2 separate regions of the Homo sapiens genome follow, and region 1 is linked to region 2. The links are chromatin contacts, found by Hi-C or POLR2A ChIA-PET in ENCODE. All regions are on one chromosome and are shown on one strand. Each heading gives the region's core, a stretch centred on a gene start or an enhancer-like site at or near the end of the contact. The rest is flanking DNA. Distances are from core to core; before and after follow the strand shown. Region 1 holds the start of TRIM52-AS1 (TRIM52 antisense RNA 1). Region 2 holds the start of N4BP3 (NEDD4 binding protein 3).

The links. A loop is a pair of places that touch in the nucleus more often than their neighbours do. ChIA-PET counts read pairs that join two places held with the same protein, here RNA polymerase II (POLR2A). Pooled maps may share reads with other maps.
Region 1: a loop to region 2 is called in a map with no recorded cell type, with 13 times the contacts of the local background. The contact joins the promoter of TRIM52-AS1 here to the promoter of N4BP3 in region 2. A Hi-C loop is called at or near these places in 1 of 37 single-sample maps with no recorded cell type and 1 of 50 pooled maps. POLR2A ChIA-PET finds 5 or more read pairs at or near these places in 1 of 52 experiments (CD8-positive, alpha-beta memory T cell).

Annotation. Positions count from the first base shown.
Region 1 is chr5:181,259,175-181,265,155 of GRCh38, reverse strand. TRIM52-AS1 (TRIM52 antisense RNA 1) reads right to left here and starts at 3,944. Exons shown (of 3, transcript NR_102762.1): 1 at 3,772-3,944. TRIM52 (tripartite motif containing 52) reads left to right here and starts at 4,013. Exons shown (of 2, transcript NM_001346048.2): 1 at 4,013-5,155. The coding sequence starts at 4,343. RefSeq lists enhancers at 1-301, 4,033-4,082, 4,263-4,312 and silencers at 3,383-3,632, 3,743-3,892.
Region 2 is chr5:178,109,151-178,115,111 of GRCh38, reverse strand. N4BP3 (NEDD4 binding protein 3) reads right to left here and starts at 1,580. Exons shown (of 5, transcript NM_015111.2): 1 at 1,341-1,580. RefSeq lists enhancers at 351-410, 1-452 and silencers at 491-540, 891-1,210, 1,291-1,840.

The DNA.
Region 1 (5,981 bases), core at 2,695-5,194, 3.1 Mb before region 2:
GCAGGGAGGCAGCGTGGGCCGCAGTCACACTTCTGCTACACCCACATCTGTGAGCTTCTCCACAAAGAGGAGAAAGAAGACAAGGCTAGGGTTGGGCCTTCCCCTTGGCTTTTTTTTTTTTTTTTTTTTTTTTTGAGATGGAGTCTCTCTGTCGCCCAGGCTGGAGTGCAGTGGCGCCATCTCGGCTCGCTGCCAGCTCTACCTCCCGGGTTCACGCCATTCTCCTGCCTCAGCCTCCCAAGTAGCTGGGACTACAGGCGCCTGCCACCACACCCAGCTAATTTTTTGTATTTTTAGTAGAGACGGGGTTTCACCGTGTTAGCCAGGATGGTCTCAATCTCCTGACCTCGTGATCTGCCCGCCTCCGTCTCCTAAAGTGCTGGGATTACAGTCATAAGCCACTGTGCCTGGCCAGGATTTTTTTTTTTTAAGATTGCATGTTGTTCTGTTGCCCAGGCTGAGGGCAGTGGCACCATCACTGCTTACTGCAGCCTTGACCTCCTGGGCTCAAATGATCCTCCCAATTCAGCCTCCCAAGTAGCTGGAACTACAGGCGCACACCATCACACGCAGGTAATTTTTAATTTTTTTAATTTATTTTTATTATTTTTGAGATGGAGTCTCACTCTGTTGCCCAGGCTGGAGTGCAGCAGCATGATCTTGGCTCACTGCAACCTCCACCTCCTAGGTTCACGCAATTCTTCCTCAGCCTCGCAAGTAGCTGGGATTACAGGCACCTGCCGCCACGCCTGGCTAATTTTTGTATTTTTAGTAGTGACGGGGTTTCACCATGTTGGCCAGGCTGGTCTCAAACTCCTGACCTCAAGTGATCCACCCGCCTCAGCCTCCAAAATTGCTGGGATTACAGACATGAGCCACCGCACCCAGCCAATTTTCTTTTTTTTTTTTTTTGTGGAGATGGGGTCTCATGACGTTGCCCAGGCTGGTCTCAAACAGCTGGCTCAAACAATCCTCCCATCTTGGCCTCTTAAAGCACTGGGATTACATGAGTGAGGCACCACACCTGGCCAAGAATTTCCTTAAAGCCTATGAAGTGGTGAGCCTTTCATTTCATGTGGAAGGTTCTGGTGGCTGCAGGATGGCCTGAAATGAGAGAGCAAGTGATCCTTTAGAGAAATGGTTTCCTTTTATCCAGTCTGAAGCTGATGGGGGTGAAATCTGGAGTGGCAGAAGTAAGGCTGGAAAGGAGGAGCTAGATCGGAGGAGAAACATCAGCAGGACTTGGCTGAAATGTGTTGGGTTTGTTCATTCGTTTATTTACTCAGCAGATACACAGGGAGTGCTCGCTGTGTGCTTGGCACTGTGGTCAAGGAACTGAGTATGCAACAAAGAAGAGAACACATACAGTCCTTGCTCTGTGCCACTCACAGTTTGGCACAGGTCCGGAGAGGAAGAGGAGGGCTCCAAGGTGTGCTCAAGGTTCCACTGGGACAGTGGTGTCCTCCCCAAACCAATGACCAATTAGTGAGGGGTGCAGTCATGCCCGTGGGCCTTCAACAGCATTTTACTGAAATAAAACAGAAAATATCAGAGTGCTTTGGATGTCATAAGGGAAAGAACACTGCAGAAATTTTCTTTCTGTTATATATGTGCAGGTCTATATTGGATCAGTATGTGCAATGTACTTCTTATTGAAGGGCAGGTAAAGAAAGAAAAAAAACCTTGTATGGGGCTGAGCGTAGTGGCTCACATCTGTAATTCCCGCACTTTGTAAGGCTGAGGCAGGACTGCTTAAACCAGGAGTTCAAGACTAGCCTGGGCAACATAGCAGGACCTCATCTCTACAAAAAAAAAAATAATAAAAATTAGCCAGATGTGGTAATGCACACCTGTAGTCCCAGCTACTTGGGAGGCTGAGGCAGGATGATCACTTGAGCCCAGGGGTCAAGGGTGCAATGAGCCATGATCATACCACTGCATTTGGCCTGGGCAACAGAGCAAGACCCTCTCTCAAAAAAAAAAAAAATCTAAAAGAGAATGGGTAAATCAGGCATAGTGGTGCATGCCTGTAGTCCCAGCTACTCCACAGGCTGAGGCGGGAGGATCACTTGAGTCCAGGAGTTTGAGGTGGTAGGGTGCAATAATCGTGACTATAAATAGCCACGGCACTTTAGCCTGGGCAACATGACGAAACCCTGTCTCTATAAAAAAATAAAGAAATTAGCCTGGAGTGGTGGTGCATGCCTGTGTTCCCAGCTATTCCAGAAGCTGAAGTGGGAGGACTGCTTGAGCCCAGGAGGTGGAGATTGCTGTGGGCCCAGATCGTGCCACTGCAGGGGGCTACAGGAGTCTAAAAGGGAGGGGACACAATTTCCCCAAATCTCCAATGTTGAGGAGTTCTGCCTACACTCCTTGCCCCAGGATGCCCCCAGCACCAAGGCCAAGAGGGTGTCTTGGCCCTCAGCACTGGGGTAGAACATCTGTACACAGAACCAGGCCACAGGAGAAGGCATACACAGAGCCCATGAGCACCAGCCCCTCTGAGCTGCGTCCAGCCCCCATCTCCATCCTCTGTTCTCTGGGACTACAAATCCAGGCCTGACCTGGTTCTATCCCTACCTGCAGAGACAGAAGACAGAAGGAGACAACCCCTGAGAAGCCTTTCCCCAGGGCCTGATTCCCCCTCCCACTGTAAGATCTCTCAGCCCGCACTTTGGGAGGCCGAGGTGGGCGGATCACGAGGTCAGGAAATCGAGACCATCCTGGCTAACAGGGTGAAACCCCGTTTCTACTAAAAATACAAAAAAAAAAAAATTAGCCGGGCGTGGTGGCGGGCGCCTGTAGTCCCAGCTACTCGGGAGGCTGAGGCAGGAGAGTGGCGTGAACCTGGGAGGCGGAGCTTGCAGTGAGCCGAGATCGCGCCACTGCACTGCATCCTGGGCAACAGCCAGACTCCATCTCAAAAAAAAAAAAAAAAAAAAAAACCTCTCAGCCCTGGATCAGGTCCCCTCTCCAGGAAAGGTGACAGAGTGGAGTCTAAATGACACTGCCCTAGGGCCCCGCTGGGGTGGAAAACAGACCCAGACAGCGCCCCCAGCCCTCCCTCCCCAGGGAGGAGTGAAGGGCATAACAGACAGCGGAGGACACCGGGACAGGAAGGAGGGGCCAGCCGCTCTCAAACTAAGTCTAAACCACGGCGGTGAGGAAGTGTGGTCCCAAATCCAGCCCCCTCCCGGCCGAGCTCACAGAGCTCAGGGCTGGAACTCGGAACCCTGGCCCGACGCAGGCGGCAGCACCGAAGGGAACTTGAGCCCCGGCCCCCTCAGGGGACCCACGACCGGGGCGCAGCTTTGCTGGCAGACGCCGCAATACTGCGCAGCCGCGGCCCCGCAAGCAGAAACAGGGCTGGGTCTGAGGCCTACGTGGAGCTGGGGCCCGACGGCTCACGGAAGGCAGCGGGGGGCACTGGGCGCCCCGGATCCGAGCCTCCCGGGCGGCAGGCCCTCCCAGCTGTGCGGCGCCCGGATCCCCACAAAGGCACCCCAAGCGCGGACGGCGGGACGGGCGACAGCACCAGGGTGGTGTCCCAGGCTTCCCCACCGCCGCGGACCAACTCGGCCCCGGCCCGGGCGGGGCTTCCGGAGAGATTTATCCCCCTTCCCTCTAACCTTCCTGGGGCTCCGGCTCAGGCTGGACAACGGCTCGGAGACCCAGTCCCCCTCAAGTGTTGACCCCCCCACCATCTAGAACCAGCCAACCCACCAAACCACCTCTCCCAAGCCGGGCCTCTTCCCGGCGTCCGCCGCTGACCTGATCAGAGCCGCTCTGCCGGCCCGAGGGAGCTGAGAAGGGGCTTGGGAATGGGGTCTTGAGGAGGGGCTGGCCGGAATGTGCAGCACTAGCCCAGCTGGAGCGGGCGGCGCGGGCGCGCCTGTCCCCCAGCCCACCCAACTCCCGGCCCGCGCGGCCCCCGGCACACCATAGAGACGTGGTCCTCCGCCGGCCTAGAGCGTCTCTCCAGAGCGTGTGCAGGAGCGAGACGTCATTTTGCGTCGCCTCGGGCAGGGTAGCCAGCGGCTGCATCTGAGGCGGACGCCGCAGTGTAGGGCACACCCTGAGGGTAGCGAGAGACGTGACAGGACCGAGCAGCTGGGGGCTGCAGCCTGCTCTGTCCCCACCGATCCCAGAGAGAGGCTGTGAGTCTGGATCTGGGCGTTCGCACCCTGAGAGAGGGGGTCAAAGCTCCCCTGCGGCCCCGAGGAAGAAGAGCAAGGTTGAGGACAGCCTCGGGTCACCAGAGTAGTTTGGAGGCAGGCCTGCAGGCGCGTCCCCGCTCCTCAGCTCCAAGCTGACGTATCTACACCTGCCGGCGGGCATTAAGATGGCTGGTTATGCCACTACTCCCAGCCCCATGCAGACCCTTCAGGAGGAAGCGGTGTGTGCCATCTGCTTGGATTACTTCAAGGACCCCGTGTCCATCAGCTGTGGGCACAACTTCTGCCGAGGGTGTGTGACCCAGCTGTGGAGTAAGGAGGACGAGGAGGACCAGAACGAGGAGGAAGATGAATGGGAGGAGGAGGAGGACGAGGAAGCGGTGGGGGCCATGGATGGATGGGACGGCTCCATTCGAGAGGTGTTGTATCGGGGGAATGCTGACGAAGAGTTGTTCCAAGACCAAGATGACGATGAACTCTGGCTCGGTGACAGTGGTATAACTAATTGGGACAACGTAGACTATATGTGGGACGAGGAGGAAGAAGAAGAAGAGGAAGATCAGGACTATTACCTAGGAGGCTTGAGACCTGACCTGAGAATTGATGTCTACCGAGAAGAAGAAATACTGGAAGCATACGATGAGGACGAAGATGAAGAGCTGTATCCTGACATCCACCCGCCTCCTTCCTTGCCCCTTCCAGGGCAGTTCACCTGCCCCCAGTGCCGAAAGAGCTTTACACGTCGCAGCTTTCGTCCCAACTTGCAGCTGGCCAACATGGTCCAGATAATTCGCCAGATGTGCCCCACTCCTTATCGGGGAAACCGGAGTAATGATCAGGGCATGTGCTTTAAACACCAGGAAGCCCTGAAACTCTTCTGTGAGGTGGACAAAGAGGCCATCTGTGTGGTGTGCCGAGAATCCAGGAGCCACAAACAGCACAGCGTGCTGCCTTTGGAGGAGGTGGTGCAGGAGTACCAGGTGAGAGAAATGAGGGAATGTGGGGGGATGAAGGGAGTGGAAAGGTAACTAGGAGAGCTGAGGAATGAGTAGCATTCCTTTCCCACCTCCTCAGGTACTTAGTTGCTAAACTTCTCTTTATTTGATGAGGGAGACACGGTGGAGAGAGATGGTCATATGGGTAAAAAAGGAGACACAAAACCATGAAGATTGGGGCAGATTGGCTTCCCCAGAGGAAGCTGAACAGATAATATGACGGTCACTGGAAGCGGACCACTACTGCTAATACTGGCAGTCTACCTAAGTGTAAGGGACGTGAGTAACAGATACCCAGTACTTCATTTCTCCCTAATGTGAGTCCTTGACCAATTCCCTGGGACAGGTACAGATAGGAATAGAAAGCCACAGTACTTGGAGATAATAGACATTTGGGACCTCAGCACAAGCAGTGTCAAAATAGATGTATTGGTAGACAGAAATGCCAGATGTGAGTCCTAAACTACTGATAGCAATTGGCCACACCCCCCCTCTGAAAGTCTGGGATTGCATCTCTACCTTCAGTGGGGTCCGTTTTCCTTCTAGAGAAAGGCAAAGCATATAAGCATCTTTGATGGATCAGAATGTGCCTCATATCCTGATCACTTTTCTTTCCTGGTATTTTATCATAGTGGAAGGAGTGCGGGATTTAGGATCAGATGACCTGGCTCTGCCACTTACTGTCTAGTCTTGGGCAGGTGTCAACCTCCTTGAGCTTCACTTTTTCCCTAGGATTGTAAGGATTAAAAGAGATCATATATGTTAACCATAAAGCACTAAACAAATGTTTGCTGTTTTATTTGGCTTTCTT
Region 2 (5,961 bases), core at 331-2,830:
TTACCCTCACGCCATTTTACAGATCGGGAAACTGAGGCCTCGGAAGGCGAGGTGAGTTATCCAAGATCCCACAGTGAGAAGCAATCTCAACTCCCTGGGCAAGGTCCTTTCTACCTCAGCAGGTTGTCCTAAGCCAGGGGTCACGGGTTCCCCTCCATGGGCACACACTGCTGTGTATGTATTGCATATATGTCTGCCCAGCCCTCCATGCCTGTTTCTCCCAAGGACACTTGCAACCAGGCTGCCCTAGACTGCGGTCCACCAGGCCTGGAATCCCTCCTGCTGCCCCCCAGGTCAGGAAGAAATAGAGGAAACCTGCCTCATGGGGACTCCGAGTCGCTATGCTAGCTCTAGAGGCGGTGGCAGAGGCAGGCTGGCCGCATTCATTCACAGTCTGGCACATGCACACCACACGCTGCCAGCCGGTAGAGAAGCCCTGCCTGGGAGGGCCCTGGGAGGAGGCTGATAACCGCGCCCAGGATGGCCTCCTGCGTCCGCTCCCTCCCGAGGACAGCCAGGCCCAATCTGTTCCTATGTGGTTGGGGTCGGGGGGTGGCCCAGTGGGAGGCAACGGGTCTCAGTTCTCTTTCTGGATACAGCCAGGGCCCTGATTTCGGCTTGTCCCCAGGCCAGCCCTCACTTGGGCCAAAGGCTGTGGCCGGGACTGGACCGGGTGCTCTGGCGGTCAAGACCTAGGAATGTCCCCTACCCGCAGACCCGCAGCTGCAGCCTGGTGGACCGGCAGGGGGTTGGGGGATAAAGGAGGTGTGGGAGGAAGCGAGAGATCTCATGGGGAAGTCAGAGGGGCAAACGAGGTTGCATCCCCACGGAATTTGTGTCAGGAAAGCAGGGGTGAAGGCGAGGGTTCCCCAAAGCTGCGGGAGGTCCCGGAGCTACCTGGGGGGCGGGGTGGGAGGCGCGTCTCCTCCTGGCCCCTCCCTGAGGCCTGCCGGGAGCGGCTGGGCCGGGGGGCGGAGGCCGAGGTCAGACGCCGGCGCCAAGGACGCCTGCCCCACCCAGCCGTGGCGCAGGGGTCCCGCGCGCTGCTCCCTGGAAAGCGCGTTTGCAGGGGTTGGGGAGAGCAAGGTAGCCTGCCGCCTGCCCCTCCAGCGGAGCATCGGGGTCGGTCCCCGATCCGGTGCCTCGGTGACCGGGAGCAGGGGACACCTGGGCGCACGCCGCACCTTGCCACCCCCGCCCATCTCTCAGACGGGAGCCTCGGCCAGCGGGACAGCAGCTTTGCCAAGGACGCCCGAAAACAAGACCTTGGCGACCCGCCCCACCCCTCCCCACCCCCCGAGTCCAGCCCGGGTCCCCAGCCCCTCGCGCGCCCCACTTACCATGGTGGCGACGCGCTCGCCGGCCCGCGGCTCCGCAGCCCTTGCGCGTCGCAGCTCCCCCGCGCGGATTTGAACCCTCCTGCAAGGCGTCGGCTCGGGCCGGGACTGCGTGCCGGGTCGGAGCGGCGGAGCGGCAGGCGCCGGGAAAACGCGGGCGGGCGCCGGCGCCGGAGCCGGATTGGCGAGGGAGGGACGCGCTCCGCGGCGCTCGATCGCCTGCCCCAAAGGCGGAGGGAAAACCCGGCCTGACTCACCGGCGCGCGGCAAGCCCACAGCCCGGCCCCGGCCCCCGGATGTGGGGGGCGGGGCCGCCTACCCGCGAGCCAACCTGGGCCCCGCCCGGCCCCGACCGCGCCCCCGGCCCTGACCCGCAGAGGCGCCGCACGGCGGTGGCGGGCGAAACCTGGACCGGCTGCGCCTCGCGTCGCTGCCTCCTTGAGCGCCCCGGCTCGTTCCCGAGGGGTGGGCAGCCCCGAGCGCGGCCCACGCCCCAGAGAGCGCACAGCGCCCCCGCTTCTCCTCCTCCGCCGTTCGCCTCGCCCGCCTCCTCTAAGGAAGAGGCGCGTGAGGTCCCTCACCTCCCTAATTGTAGCCGCCTCCTCTCCGGAAAACCTGATTTCCCCCCTTTGGGGATGAACCACAGTAGTACTTTGAGAAGTGAAAAGATTTTACCCCACGACTCTGGCTGAATTGGGCACAGAGTTATTTTCTTTTTGCCTCCAAAGTATTCTAGGGGCAGCAAAATCAGGTGCCTTCAGGGGCCAGAAAAATTACGCAAATGAGTCGTGAGCTTCCTACTAAGACAGTAGGAAGACATGGAAACAGACACAGACACGTAAAGGAGTCATATTCGAAAAATTAAAACACCGTTTCTAATTCAAAAGTTAAGCATAGAGTTACCATATGATCCGGCAATTATAGTCCTCAAACAAGTAATGTTCTTGGCAGTACTAGTCACAATAGTCAAAGAGCCAAAAGGTGGAAACAGCCCAAACTAACAATTGATGAGGGTGTAAGCAAACAATGGTAGATCCATTCAGTGGAATATTATTCAGCCATAAAAAAGAAATGAACGCCATGTGATGACTCATGTCTGAACTCTCCCAGCACTTTTGGAGGCCAGGAGTTCAGGAACAGCCTGGGCAACTCACAAAACTCCATCTCTATCTTAAAAAAAAAAAGACCTGATGTGGTGGCTCACCCCTGTAATCCTAGCATTTTGGGAGGCCGAGGCAGGCGGCTCACTTGAGGTCAGGAGTTTGAGACCAGCCTGGCCAACATGGCGAAATTCTATCTCTACCAAAAACACCAAACATTAGCCAGGCATGGTGGAGCGAGCCTGTAATCCCAGCTACTCGGGAGGCTAAGGTAGGAGAATTGCTTGAACCCAGGAGGCAGAGTTGCAATGAACGGAGATTGTGCCACTACACTCCAGCCTGGATGATGGCGTAAGCCTGTCTCAAAAAAAAAAAGAAAGAAAAGAAAAGAAAAAGAGGAATGAAACACTGATGATACCTGCTACAACATGGATAAACCTCCAAAACATGGCAAGTGAAAGAAACCAGACACAAAGCCCACATGTGTTAATGATGCCATTTATAATAAGTAAATCCAGACAAACAGAAAGCAGATTAGAGCCAGAGGCTGTGGGGAGAGAGAAAGGCAGAGTGATTGCCTAACAAGCATAGGGTTTCCTTCTGGGATGAGGAAAATGTTTTGGAGCCTGACAGAGGTGGTGGTTGCACAACGTTATGAATATACAAATGTCATTGAATTGTTTGCTTTAAAACGGCTAATTTTATGGTATGCACATTTTACCTCAATTAAAAAACATCTTGTCACTTGTGGAACAGATTTGGTCTACGGCCCACAAATTTGCAACCCCTTGTGTTCTATGCTGTTCTTACCAATTCTTGCTAGGACAGCATAGAACCTCTAGGAAGAACTTCTGGCCAGGCATGGCGGCTCACGCCTGTAATCCCAGCACTTTGGGAAGACGAGGTGGGCAAATCAATTAAGGCAAATGATTTGCCTGCCTCAGCCTCTCAGTGTGCTGGGAGTACAGGCGTGAGCCACCATGCCTGGCTGAAAGAACTTTTTTTTTGAGATGGAGTCTTGCTCTGTCGCCCAGGCTGGAGTGCAGTGGTGCGATCTCAGCTCGCTGCAAGCTCCGCTTCCCGGGTTCACGCCATTCTCCTGCCTCAGCATCCCAAATAGCTGGGACTACGGGTGCCCACCACCACACTCGGCTAATTTTTTGTATTTTTAGTGGAGATGGGGTTTCACCATGTTAGCCAGGATGATCTCGATCCCCTGACCTCGTGATCCACCCCCCCTTGGCCTCCCAAAGTGCTAGGATTACAGGCATAAGCCACTGCGCCCGGCAACTTTTTTTTTTTTTTGAGATGGAGTTTCACCCTTGTTGCCTAGGCTGAAGTGCAATGGCGTGATCTCAGCTCACTGCAACCTCCCCCTCCCAGGTTCAAGCGAGTCTTCTGTCTCAGCCTCCCGAGTAGCTGGTTGGCACAGGTGTGTGCCACCATGCCCGGCTAATTTTGTATTTTTAGTAGAGACGGGGTTGGTCAGGCTGGTCTTGAACTCCCGACCTCAGGTGATCCACCTGCCTCGGCCTCCCAAAGTGCTGGGATTACAGGCGTGAGCCACCACGCCCGGCCAGAATTTCTAATAGAACTGCCAGACTTCAGAATACTTGTCTAAGAAAACTCATTAATAGCTGCTGTGGGTCTCAGCCCTTGAGGAGCCAGTCTGGTAGGGTTACTCACTGGGACAGATAAAGTTTCAGAGCAAGAACCTGTTTGGCTGTTTGGGGGACCCAAGGAAAGGCCTCACTGGAGCAATGGTTTTTGAGATGGTCCTGGAAGCATTTCCACTGAGGAGTGTTCCCAGCAGAGCAGATAGCAGGGCTAGAGAAGGCAGGGCACGTTCAGCTTGCTAGCAAGGTCCAAGCCCTGGGTGGGAAAGGTTAGTGGTGGGAAGGGACGAAGGTGGCAACCGAGAGCAGACCCAGAGAAGCCTCTTGAAGTGGGCGCTGGGAGCCTCCGAAGCATTGAGAGAGAGGAGCTTGTGCACGCAGCTGGACGTGGGGCCTGTGAGGTGGCACAGGCAGGCAGGGAGGTCGGGTCCCCTGGGTCTCTAGGGAAAGAAATGGGGCCAAGGAGGACCTGGAAGCTGGAAGCTGCCGAGAAGGTGTTCATTCTGTCAACTGAGTGGGAGAGACAGTGATAGAGATGTTTATGAGAGGGTTTGAATGAAGGTTCTTATAAGAATCCACTTGCAAGAAATGGCATGAGGAAGAGAGAGAGAGGTCACAGCTAAGTTCTGATGAAAACTCAGATTCTGGGTTGGGTGCAGTGGCTCACGCCTGTAATGCCAACGCATTAGGAGGCCGAGGTGAGAGCATTGCTTAAGCCCAGGAGTTCCCTGGGCGACATAGCAAGACCCCATCTCTATAAAAAAATAAAAAATTAGCCAAGCCAGTGGTGCCTATAGTCCCAGCTACTCGAGAGGCTGAGGCAAAAGGATCCCTTGAGCCTAGGAATCAGAGGCTGCAGTGAGCTATGATCGAACACTGCACTCCAGCCTAGGTGACAGAGCAAGACCCTGTCTTTAAAAAAAAAAAGGCCGGGCACGGTGGCTCACACCTGTGATCCCAGCACTTTGGGAGGCCGAGGCAGGAGGATCACGAGGTCAGGAGATCGAGACCATCCTGGCTAACACGGTGAAACCCTATCTTTATTAAAAATACAAAAAATTAGCAGAGTGTGGTCGTGGGCGCCTGTAGTCCCAGCTACGCGGGAGGCTGAGGCAGGAGAATGGCATGAACCCAGGAGGTGGAGCTTGCAGTGAGCCGAGATGGTGCCACTGCACTCCAGACTGGGCGACAGAGCGAGACTCCGTCTCAAAAATAAATAAATAAATAAATAAATAAAGGCAGGACACAGTGGCTCATGCCTGTAATCCCAGCACTTTGGGAGGCCAAGGCAGGTGGATCACCTGAGATCAAGAGTTCGAGAACCAGCCTGGCCAACATGGTGAAAATCTGTCTGTACTAAAAATACAAAAATTAGGCAGATGTGATGGCGCACTCCCATAGTTCCAACTACTCAGGAGGCTGAGGCAGGAGAATCACTTGAACCTGGGAGGTGGAGGTTGCAGTGTCCCAAGATTGCACCACGGCACTCCAGCAGCCTGGCTGACAGAGCGAGACTCCATCTCAAAAAAAAAAAAAAAGAAAAAGAAGGTGCTCAACTGCACTGCGCTCCTGTCCTGTCCATGCGGGCTGCCTCTTGTTCTCACCCCGTCTCCTTGACCTTGGCCTCCCATTGGCCTTGCTGAGGCCTTTGAGAGAAGAAAGTGGGCTGGGCAGAGGTGAGGAGGCAGAAACCAACAGGAGGCCAGGCCTCTTTTCTTCCCTCCAACATCTGCCTGGACAGTATGGGAGAGGCCAAGCTGGACTCCTGCTGGGATGGGGGGATCTTGTATTCAGTGAACTTTATTTACCTTCCTGGACCTGCACAGCAGATGCCCCTGCAAGGGGCCACTTGCCCCCAGACATGACATTCCTGTAGAGTTGGCATGGGAGCCACACTGCTCAGATGCC